Regions from separate parts of the Homo sapiens genome. Here region 2 is linked to region 1. Evidence: chromatin contacts called from ENCODE Hi-C or POLR2A ChIA-PET data. All regions are on one chromosome and are shown on one strand. The core of a region is the stretch at or near the end of the contact, and the rest is flanking DNA. Distances in the headings are between cores, read along the strand shown. Region 1 overlaps TRERF1 (transcriptional regulating factor 1). Region 2 overlaps LOC105375059 (a long non-coding RNA gene).

What was found. Hi-C counts contacts between places; a loop is a spot of excess contacts on that map. ChIA-PET counts read pairs that join two places held with the same protein, here RNA polymerase II (POLR2A). Pooled maps may share reads with other maps.
Region 2: a pooled map shows a loop between it and region 1 (3-fold over the local background). The contact joins two enhancer-like sites. A Hi-C loop is called at or near these places in 1 of 50 pooled maps. POLR2A ChIA-PET finds 5 or more read pairs at or near these places in 2 of 52 experiments (activated CD4-positive, alpha-beta T cell and activated CD8-positive, alpha-beta memory T cell).

What each region holds. Positions count from the first base shown.
Region 1 is chr6:42,366,505-42,372,334 of GRCh38, reverse strand. All of the region lies in intron 2 of TRERF1 (transcriptional regulating factor 1), which reads left to right. Among named protein-coding and RNA genes, the nearest start is that of TRERF1, 83 kb to the left of the region's middle. RefSeq lists an enhancer at 4,270-4,359. Within about 2 kb of position 4,559, at least 16 of the 41 ENCODE cell types and tissues checked have a DNase peak (open chromatin) inside an H3K27ac peak, as active enhancers do.
Region 2 is chr6:42,021,998-42,027,865 of GRCh38, reverse strand. It overlaps LOC105375059 (a long non-coding RNA gene), which reads right to left. Exons shown (of 5, transcript XR_001744119.2): 5 at 5,626-5,742. It also overlaps a transcript of CCND3 not described here. Among named protein-coding and RNA genes, the nearest start is that of TAF8, 26 kb to the left of the region's middle. Within about 2 kb of position 2,290, at least 8 of the 41 ENCODE cell types and tissues checked have a DNase peak (open chromatin) inside an H3K27ac peak, as active enhancers do.

The DNA.
Region 1 (5,830 bases), core at 3,310-5,809:
TTTGAGAACTGGCTTTCTACTTGGTTAGTAAGAGCTCAACAAAAGCCAACAGGGAGGACTTTCTTTAAGGCAAATGAAGAACAGAAGCTAGAGCTGACTCTAGTAGGAGCTTACAGTCTAGTTGAGGGGTTTTTGTTTTTGTTTTTGTTTTTTGAGACTGAATTTTGCTCTGTCACCCAGGCTGGAGTGCAGTGGCTTGATCTCGGCTCACTGCAACCTCTGGCTTCTGGGTTCAAGTGATTCTCATGCCTCAGCCTCCTGAGTAGCTGGGATTACAGGCACCTGCCACCATGCCCGGCTAATTTTTGTATTTTTAGTAGAGACGGGGTTTCACCATGTTGGCCAGGCTGATCTCGAACTCCTGACCTCAAGTGATCCACCCTCCTTGGCCTCCCAAAATGCTGAGATTACAGGGATGAGCCACTGCGCCCAGCCTTAGTTGAGATTTTGAGGGAGGGAAAACAGGCACATACCTCCTACTTAAACAGAACAGTGCTGCTACAGGGCAAGATTTCCCCCTGAGCAGATGAGCTTGCCATATACAAGCACAATGTGGGGGGACATTTAAGGAGACAGAATTGCCAATGGCTTCTTTCTTATAGGACAGGGGCTGAATGCTAGTCCAGCTCTGTAGGGTTCCCCAGAAGGCCTCACACAGGTCACAGATGCATCTGGTTGAGCATGCCAATCTGTGTTTTGGCACTCTTGAAGTCTCAAAGTTCTTTAAAAAGCTACCTCGAGAGCCCCAGAAGTTTGGATACATTGCAAATGTCCTTTGCCTTTGGAGCTGATGCCAAGGAGGGGGTTGAGCATCAGGTCTCTTGGCCTCGGGAACCGCTACATTGGGAGGACCTCAGTCTGCCTCCTGTGTGGGGCTGCTTAATCTCATTTCTTTTTTCTCTATTCCTATTTTGCCACCCACTCCTGTTGGCCTAGATCCTCCTAGACACTGGAAGGGTAGATCAAGTGAGGAAGCATTTGGAAGGAGACACAGCAGATGAAAGGTTGAGAGTTCTTTGTTTAGGCCCTTCTTTGCTGGCCCTTGTGAATTTTGGTAAGTTTCCTTAGAGTTTTCTCTCTGCTAGGCCTTGGACGTGCTCAGAGACACTCCAGTTATCCTGAATGCCTTTTACTTCCCTGAACACATCACCTACCCTCTGACCTCCAGGCCTTTGAACTCTCAGTTCTGTTCTTGCTGCCTAGAGCACTCCGCCACCCCTCTTCACTGCCTTGTAAAACATTAGGGAGCCGTGGGGACTGTGGAGAATCCCACCGTTTGCACTCCATCTAAAGAGTTTCTGGGCTCCTGATTTACAGGTTGTGGGCCTGAGGGTTACTTGGATTGTATGTGGCTGCTCCCCTTTGCAGAGACTCAGAAAGCCTTGGGGAGCATAGCCTGGGAAAAACATAGAGGAAAACAGCGAAAACCAGGGCTCAGAGGAGACACTCAGGAGAGGATAGTGGATCCTCCTCAGGGGCCAGGGAGAGCTGATAGGGGGTGACCTCAGAAGGCCAGAGAGGCTCTGGAAGGGGCTTTATACCTATGTGAGGACATTTCTTCTGCATCTGTTCTTGGGGGCTGGCAGGGCCAAGGGTTGACTTGGGGTCAATGCCAGTGGTAGACTCAGGACCCAGGCCACGCACAGAAGCCAGGAGGGCCTGGCTGGGGAAGACCCTTCATTTTACAGAAAAGAGATAATTCTCTATGCCAGTCTGTGACCTGCTCTGGTACCTTTGCTTTTTAAACTATGTAGGTTTCGGACATCAGATAATGCCTTGGTTCATGGTTTTTGTTTAAAGAGATGGGATCTTGCTATGTTGCCCAGGCACTCAAGTGATTCCCTTGCCTTAGCCTCCCAAGTAGCTGAGACTATAGGCATGTGTCACCATGCCCAGCTCTGGTTCAGGTTTTAAACTATTATTTTTTCTTTGTTATGTAAACAAAACATAACAAAGATAACAAAGAGGAAAGGGAAGTGAAAATAATGTCACCCATAATCCCACCACTCAGATATCGTTTACATTTAGAACCTGGACATGCATACTTCCCAGACAATTTTTTGTGTTTTTATAAATACAGAAGCAAATCAGAGATGCATTTTGTAACCTGCTGTGTGTATGTGTGTATGTGTGATTTGTGTCCATTGAAAAGAATATATGCTTTCCCAAATTCGAATGGTAGGGTATAAAGAGACCCCCCCTTCCCCTGCATCCATCCTTTACCCCCTAATTCTGCTCCTCAGAGGCAGCCTCTTTGAATAGTTGCTGGTATATCGTTGGTAGGGGAGACATTTAGAAGGGATAATGTGTGTGGAATAGCAAAACTGTTAGTATGGCTTGTACAGATGTTTTCATGTGGAGGTCAGGAGGAAGGTGAAGGGTAGGTTTAGAGGGACTGGGAAGTAGTTTGTGGTTACAGAAGAGACTTTCAGAAACTGGAGTTAGAGAAGGAGGAGACGGAGAAGTTTTTAGGCCTGGGTTTTGATTGGATTTGTCATAAGGAGCAGGGTGAGTGAAGGTGAATGCAACAGTGGGCGGGGCCAGATATTGTGAAATTTTACCTCCTGGGTGGAGACTGGGCCAGAGAGGGCAGCAGGTATGCAAATAGACAAGAGACACATCAGGAAGTGGTAATAGTATGATAACTGGTAGATATTTGTAAAATACCTTTGCTTGACAAAACAAAAGTTGGCAGCCCTAGTTAGTCCCCTCTTTTGTTTGTTTGTTTAAAAAAAAAGTTTTAGCAAATCTGTGAATACCAAAAACCTGAGCAAACGTGTAGAACCGGACTGGGTGGGGGTGCAGATTTTAGATTCAGTTCTGGTTTTGGGTCTGACTGACTATGCAGTTTTGGACTCCTCAGTTTGTTTGTTTGTTTGTTCATATTTTTTGAGTTGGAGTCTCGCTCTGTTGCCCAGGTTGGAGTGCAGTGGCTTGATCTTGGCTCATTGCAACCTCTGCCTCCCAGGTTCAAGCGATTCTCATGCCTCAGCTTCCTGAGTAGCTGGGTGGCACCTGCCACCATGCTGGCTAACTTTTGTATTTTTAGTAGAGACGGGGTTTCACCATGTTGGCCAGGCTGGTCTGGAGCTCTTGACCTCAAGTGATCCACCCGCCTTGGCCTCCCAAAGTGCTAGGATCATAGATGTGAGCCACCGTGCCTGGCCTCCTCAGTTTTTTTTAGATCCCAGCCTTCTTATCTGCAGATAAGCAGTTCTCAACCCTGTAGGCACATTAAAATCACTGGGAAACTTATAAAAGGAAACAGTTGATGTCAGAGCCCCACTCCAGACTGAATGTGTCAGAATCTTGGGGAGCCTGGGAATTTTTTTCAGAAATGCAGCTAACATTGGGAACCCCTGGATTCGGGTCATCTTAATTGCTCATTTTAGCCCTAAAATGTTACTATTCTCTGTATTGTATCATATAATTTCATTCCTTTCAGATACTGTGCACAAATGTCATAAACTTCTTACATACCAAGAAGTCATTTTTTAACTAAAAAACTCCCCATAATTCTCATTAGGCCTGTGATATAATGCCTATGTCCTGCAATCAATAAATTAGAATCATAAATGTAGTAAAACATCAAATAATTACTTTTTTGACCCAGAAGTCCAAAGCGTGGACTTTAATCTTTAATTTCTCATTCCCTCATTTTGAAAAAACTACTGCCTGGAGTCCTGGGGCCATCTCTATTTGTAAAGAAGACGCTGAAACATTGAGACATTACTGGAAGTGTCTTTGCTAGAAGAATTGTGTATACCGTAAGTTCCAAATTAGGAGGTCCAGTTTGGGGAAGCTTTATCGGATCTAAATTCTACATGGAGTGGGAGGTGTTTAGAGTCTTGGTGCTTGCTGTTTTATCTTTACCATTGAAGTTCTTGGTTTTGTCTCTTCCTAAATGAGTCATTTTTTTAAAAAGGAACCTAACTTGGGGGGGCGAGGAAACCACTGCGGGAGGTGCTGTGTGGGGGCGCCGAGGAGCCAACCATCAGGAGACTGAGTTTACAGCTGGGCCCTCCACTCAGGAGGGGTAGAGGGACCTGTCCTTGCTGAGGGTGACTCAGAGACAAGTGGGACATAACCTGGTTGGGGAGGTACAATAGGAAGGTATTGATGTTGTGTATTAATCTACCGAGTATTTACTGGAGCACAGCCACCAAGTATACTGCCTGGATGCAGGGCCCATTCCACGGGCACTTGGGAGATTGTGAACAATCTCCCAAGTTTGTCCTCTACTTGAGATGAGACACAGATTGTGTCCACATTTGCCTGCACTTTCAGATAAGTGAACTGAAGTTATCGAGCCCCATACTGGTGTGAGCAATGCAAGTAAAAATGTTAGGGCCAGGCAGGGTGTCAAAGTGGAAGGAGATGGCAGCTGAGGACCCCATTGTGGAATGCTAAAGGGCCCGATGATACAGACGCTGGCCGGGCAGCCAGATGGAGATCAGATCGGGGATGGGAGCTCTGCGGGACCTCTGTGTGTCACTTCCCCTTTCTGTGCTAAGATCTCCCAGCTGAAAAATGGTCCCCTGCTATACACCTCAGTCACCAGGCCCCTGCCAGCTGTTGGGAGTACCTGATGTCCTAGATGCCTGAGTGGGTAGGGGTGGGAGAGAGAGCAGGAGGGGGTGAGCAGAGCCTGGCTTTGGAAACCAGAGCAGCTCCACACATTTTGGCCCAAATCCCTCCCATGCTTGGGGTGAGGAGAAGCCCAGGGTAAGGGTGCCTCCCTACAGCCAGGAAGATCTTGGTGCGGTGGGAGTGTTGGCTCTGCACGCCTCTCCTCCACACAGAGCCCCCAGCAGGGCCGGATTTCATCTTTTCTCAGTGGCGTGCAGCCTCTTGCCATTGTGCATGCGTGTTTTCTAAGTTTGTCACAAACTTCCTGTTTAGGTACAATCAGAGGCTCGGAGCTTTGTGTGTTTTGAAACCCGGGCATTCACCGAGGTCCGGTGCTTCTCTCTTACCAGCAGTGGGGTGGCCTGTTTGTTTCTTTGCGGACTTCTGCCATCCTTCTTTGCAAACCTTCTTGCTGGGAAATGCTCTGTGGCCTCTGTGCTTGTTTCTGTTAGTAAGAGTGGAGAGAGCTGTGAGGTCTGAAGGCTGGAAAGGGGGAGGGGAGCAACACTGAGTGTGCCCCTTATGTAAGGCCAGGCCTGTGCTAGATATTATACTTCTATACACTTAATTTTATTTAGGCCTCACAGTCACTCATGCAGAGCCAGCCTCCAAGAGGTGAAGGCTGACCTGGCTGACGAGGTCAGGATTTGATCGCAGGCCTGACTCCAGTGCTCCTGTGACTTCAGCTAAGTCCTGAGGAGTACAATGCCCCTTTGGTTGCCCCTGGTTTGGGCAGATCCTGATTTCTTATGGGGCATCTTGGTGACAGCATCCCCTTGAAACCTGTGGTTTTCTCTCAGCCCCATGTTACCCAGATCTGCCTGTCTGCCTGGGGTGATCAGATGGCCCTTGAGTGTTTTGCTGATTTTCACCTTTCCCAGGCATCTCCCTCTTGTGGCTCTGGGAATCCCAGAATTGTTAGATGGTGGTCCATAGCTGGTGATCGAAGTGGATCAGTCCAGCTCCTCATTTCCCAAAATAGAATATTCTTTTTCCTGCTTCTGGTTGCCCAGTCCTGACTGTTCTGCCAGTCACCATGAGCTTCTCCACACAGCTGGATTTCTCACATTTCAAGCTCTCCCTTGAAGAAGGAAGAAGAGAGTATATCTATCTATGTCTACAAAAGCATGTGAAAGGGTGGTAAAGGAAGGACACCAAGACCTTGAATATGCAGGTGCAGGAAGAGGAGGGAGGAGCCAAA
Region 2 (5,868 bases), core at 1,041-3,540, 340 kb after region 1:
TGAGGCAGGAGAATTGCTTGAACCCAGGAGGCGGAGGTTGCCGTGAGCTGAGATTGAGCCATTGCCCTCCAGCCTGGACAACAAGAGCAAAACTCTTGTCTCAAAAACAAACAAACAAACAAACAAAAAAAACTGAGGCTTAGAGAGGCTAAGAGATCTGTCCAGGGTTACACAGCTGGTGAGCAGTGAGGAGGAGATTTGGGCTCTGGTGTTAAGCCCACACACTTTCTGCCCTCCTTACCACCTTCCCCATGGGTTGGGTTGGCCTGAGTACAGTGGTTTCCTGAGCAGGGAAGGAGATACGCAATTGAGAAATGGTCAGTTCGAGGGAGGAATAAATTGGGTATGGTGAGAGAGACATTCACCTCCAACCTCATTTGGCATTAGGTGGGGGTGGAGTCGGGTGTCTTTTTTTTTTTTTTTTTTGAGATGGAGCCTCGCTCTCTCACTCAGGCTGGAGTGCAGTGGCGCGATCTCGGCTCGCTGCAAGCTCTGCCTCCCGCGTTCACGCCATTCTCCTGCCTCAGCCTACCGAGTAGCTGGGACTATAGGCGCCTGCCACCAAGCCTGCCTAATTTTTTTGTATTTTTAGTAGAGATGGGGTTTCACCGTGTTAGCCAGGATGGTCTCGATCCCCTGACCTCGTGATCTGCCCGTCTCGGCCTCCCAAAGTGCTGGGATTACAGGCATGAGCCACCGCGCCCGGCCTAGTGGTGTCTTAACCACCTGGAAGGCACTCAGACACTTGGGAAGCTGACCTGATGGAGGTGAAGGGCTGGAGACATGGATGAGGACAAGGCCCCTTTTTCACGCCTTTACCCATCAGCATCTTGGCACCAAAGAATGGGCTGGGATAGGAACTAGGGGAGGTTAGGCTGCTGTAACACAGACTCCAACAAGAGTGGCTTAGCAAAATGGAAATTTCTCCCATACAGATCCGGGTGGGTGATCTGACCCCTTGGTGGTGTTGAGGGCCCAAGCCCCTCCTGTGCCCTTGCGTGTGGGAGATGGCATCCCACCATGGCTGCTGGGTCCGTCAGCCAGCCAGTGGGGAGGGAGGAAAGTGACGAGAAAGAAAAGGCACTGCCCTTCCTTTTCAGAGCATGACCTCAAAGTTGCCAGATGACATCCCTTTGGTCACCAGCTGATCACATGCCACACTTAGCTGACAGGGAGTTTGGGGAACATACATAGTGGAGCTTCTAGTACCAAAGGTACAAGAAGGGAAAGTGGATTTTAGGGGACAGTTGGCAATCTTTGCCATGAGATCTAGATGAGAAGGGTATGGGGAGCCTGTGTCATGTGGGTGAGGATGGCTTTCCTATGGGGACCTGCTGGGAGAAAAATGTTCCCAGCTGGACTTCTTTTTGTGAGGGGCCTAGAGCAGAGGGACCAGAACCCCCTTGGCTAATGCCCTCACGCTGGACTCCCTCCCCTCTGGTCAAAGGTGGAGGGTCTGATTCTCCTTCGCCTTGACCAGAGGCCCCTTGGAGGTCATCATGGAGCCCTTCTTCCAGGAGCACCCTGTAGGATCAGGGTGAGGTTCATTGAGGAGCACCATATTTTCCCCTTGGCAGGGGGGCGGCGGGGGGAGAGGGTCTGTGCTGTTCTCTGATGAGGTAGAGGAGGGTCATGTCTCCATCCCTTAGAGAGGTCGTTGAGAAGGTCAAATGTAATGTGAGCAGGGTCGAGGCAGGGAGGTCAAGGTTTGTCAAAAATAGGGGAAAAAGAGGTTTATTTTCAAACGAGACCTAACAATTGACAGATAGCTTATCCCTTTGATCACCAGTTGGTCACAGGTCACATTTAGCTGACAGGGAGTTTGGGGAACATACGTAGTAGAGCTCTTCTCTGGAGGTGGGAATCTCCATGTGGCTAGAGGCTGACAGGCAGCCTTGTGGGTCCAGTGCTGACTCATTCATTCACTCACTCATTAATTCACTCATCCGCTCAGTGTCTGTTTATTAAGTGCTTACCATGGATACACCGGGTACCATGTTCCGTGTGTGTGAAAAAGGAAAGAACAAGATGGGCACAGTCCCTTACCTCTGTAGCTTATAAGCCTTGTTTTCCCTGGTTCCCTTTCTGCCTCCCTGGGGAGGAGAGACCAGGCCATCACAGCTCTGAGAGAGCCACCCTTGTGACTCAGAGCCCAAAAGGCCCTAAGGGAGCCCATGAATGCATCTGATAGGCCCTCACCTCTGAGCCCGCCATCGTGGGGCGGCCGGGGTGCAGGATGGGCCAGAGTGCCGGAGGGGAGGGCAGTGGAGCATTGGAGGTGCGGTTTCACTTCCCTCTCACACCAGGCGTGGAATCTGATTTTTCTCAGTTTGGTGAGGTGTGTGACTTCTTCTGTGAGCTGAGGGGAGATGTCTTCACTCACCCCTCCTCCAACTCTAGCTGTCCCTCCAGTGTTCCAGGTTGGATGGGATCTCTCCTTCCCATTCTTCCCATTACCCGTGGCCCTAGTTCACCAACTGCACCTCTTTGCTCCAGGAAAGAAGGTGGCGTGGCAATTGGAAATCTCTGTGGAGACACTTCCTCTGTGAGGCCTTGGTCTCTCAGACTTCTCCCTGGGGCTTGGCTTCCTGGGCCCCTCTTGGCCTTGCTGGAAGAGAGGTCCCCCTGCCCTGGCCTGCTCGGAGAGCTGTCAGGCTCCCTGTTTCCTCTCACAGTTAGATCCCAGACCTTCTGTCTGCCTGCGTGCATGGGTCACTCTCACTTTATTCCCCAAGGCATGGCCTCATGCAGGCCCTGCTTTCCTCCCTGGATTTCTTTTTTATTTTATTTTATTTGACTTTATTTTTTGAGATGGAGTCTCACTTTGTCACCCAAGCTGGAGTGCAGTGGCATGATCTCGTCTCACTGCAACCTCCACCTCCTGGGTTCGAGCGATTCTCCTGCCTCAGCCTCCCACGTAGCTAGGATTACAGGTGTGCACCACCACACTGGGCTAATTTTGTATTTTTAGGAGAGACGGGGTTTCTCTCTATTAGTCAGGCTGGTCTCGAACTCCTGACCTCAGGTGATCTGCCCTCCTCAGCCTCCCAAAGTGCTGGGATTACAGGCATGAGCCACTGCGCCCGGCCCCTTAATTTTGTATTTTTAGTAGAGACAGGGTTTCACCATGTTGGCCAGGCTGGTGTCAAACTCCTACCCTCAGGTGATTCACCTGTCTCAGCCTCCCAAAATGGTGGAATTACAAGCGTGAGCCACCATGCCTGCCCTGCTTGCCTGGACTTCTGAGTGGCCCCAGCCTCGCAATGTCACTTCATGCTTTCCTGCTACTGAACAGTGCCAGTGGCATGGCTAAGGAGAGGGACCCTCCTCATCACTGAGGGTGGACTGAGATCCTCACAAGATGCAGGTTCTCCTTCCATGTCACTGGAGGCGCATAAACCCCTCTGCCTCTTCCACACACCAGCTGTGTTATCAGGGTGAATTATTATTATTTTTTTTTTTTGAGACTGAGTCTTGCTCTGTCACCCAGGCTGCAATGCAGTGGCGTGATCTCCGCTCACTACAAGCTCCGCCTCCTGGGTTCATGCCATTCTCCTGCCTTAGCCTCCCAAGTAGCTGAGACTACAGGTGCCCGCCAACATGCCTGGCTAATTTTTTGTATATTTAGTAGGGACGGGATTTCACCATGTTAGCCAGGATGGTCTCCATCTCCTGACCTCGTGATCCACCTGCCTCGGCCTCCCAAAGTGCTGGGATTACAGGTGTGAGCCACCGCACCCAGCCATGGGGTGCATTCTTAACCTCTCTGTGCCTCAGTGCCCTTATCTGTAAGTTGGAGATAATAATAGTATCCACCTTACAGGGCTATTAGGAGGATTACATGAGTTGTTAGGAGGCTTTATGCACGTACAGCACTCAGAACAGTGCCTGGCCCTAATAAGTGTATGTATTAGGCTGTTATTGTGACACAGGTGTTTGCCTGATGTAAACACTGGCAAAACTTTTAGGCCCCAATGCTAGTATATCAACCTAGGGATATCTAAGCCAAATAAAATAATAAAACCTTCAGAGTCAGTCTTAACGTACAGATTCCCCCATTGTACAGTTAAGATGGTCAGTGACAGGGTCAGGACCCTGCTTGCATCCTGTATTTTTTGCTTTTAGTGTTGGATTTTGTACTTAGTGTTTAATAGATGATAGATGGCGGATGGATGAGTAGATACAGACTGGCATTCACAGGTACCCAAAGGATACGGCTACCCTAGTTATTATAATATTTAAATACTACCAGTTCTCGCTATTCTCACCAGTTATATTCTGTACAGTCACCACGAACACCAAACTGGTGAACACTGGCCCATTGCTCCTAGGGGAAATACAGGGTTAGGTTTCTGTGAGCCACTGGTCACAAGACTTTCATCAACTAATCAATACATAACTTTGTTTTCTGTGTGTTTCTGTTTGAAGACACCTTATTGAATATATAGTTAACTCATTAACATTGAACTCATGCCCCACAGCACGATACTTCATGCCCAAACAAACCTGATCTAATGTATTTTCTCTGTAAGGCGCATACAGTCATCTTGTACTTAGAAACATTCGCCAGCACGTCAGCCCTAGGCTCGGGGGCCATTTCAAACAGCGAAATCAACAAAAAACCCAGCAATGCAGAAAAGGTGGCACTAAGTAGACTGTGACAAGGACACTTGTTTACATTACGAGAGCTGAAACAGGCAGAGCACTGCCCTGTCCCACCTCAGCCAGGAACATGCATGTTGGGTGACTCAAATTTTTCATGGCTTTGCGCATGTCTGTGAAAGATGACAAAGCACCTCAAGTATTGATTTCGGGGTCACAAATTTTAGCAAGGAGGCAAATTCACAAATACAGACTCCATGAATAATGGGGATTGGCTGTACCCGTACATGGTCCCCCTCTTAGTCCTATCCCCACAAGATGCAGCCATCTGCATATCTACTGCCTGGCCCAGCATGGGGCCTCCAGCACCCCGAGCCAGCTCTTAGGCCAGCGCCATCCCACTTGTTGACTCTCCCATCTCTCTCCTGGTGGTATAAATGTTGCTGCCCTGGCTGCACTGGCGGAGGGGTGAGGAAGCCCTGCCCTGCCACCTTTCCCCTTACGCTACTTCCCCACTGCACATGGGGCCTCCCTTGCGAGCCAGACCCACGCATGTGTAAAGGAAGGCGGGATGACACACAAGCAGAGGCCACCTGTGACTGCTCCAGGCCAAGTGCTGCATCAACACCTGGGGAAGACCCCCTGGCGGTTGGGGGGAGCCTGTTTTGACCTGATCTTTATTTACCCCTCAAAGGAAGTAAATAAATAGCTCTTTGTTTCTCTTTGTGGATGTGCCTGTACCACACTGGATGTGCCCGCTGCACACCGTTAAAAACCATGACCCAGCCCCAGAGGAAGTGGTAATACAACGATTGTTTGTTTTATTTTCCATTTATTCTTACATCTCCTCCCCGCCTCCATCCTCCACCCTTTTTGTGTGTGCTGAGAGGTTTTCTTTACCAACCTGGGATCCAATCATTTGTTCATTCATTTCTTCATTCACTCATTCCAGTGTGTACTGAACCATCATAGTGCTAGATACTGGTAAATATGAAAGACATTATAGGAGAAAGTGAGGGTGCTTTGGCCTGTGGATTCAGGCCAACTTGGATTCGGATCCTTGGAACTGTTTCCTGGCAAGATGATCGTGGATCTCTCCCAGCAGAATCATGGGCAAACTTCAGCCTTGTGGAACTCAATCTGAAAATTGAGATCATACTGTCTCATCTCACACGACTGTTTCAAGGATTAAAGACAGAGCAGTGATTTCCCCATGGTCAGCACTTAATATGTGATGCTTGCTTCCTTTAAGCTAGCAAGGTGGTA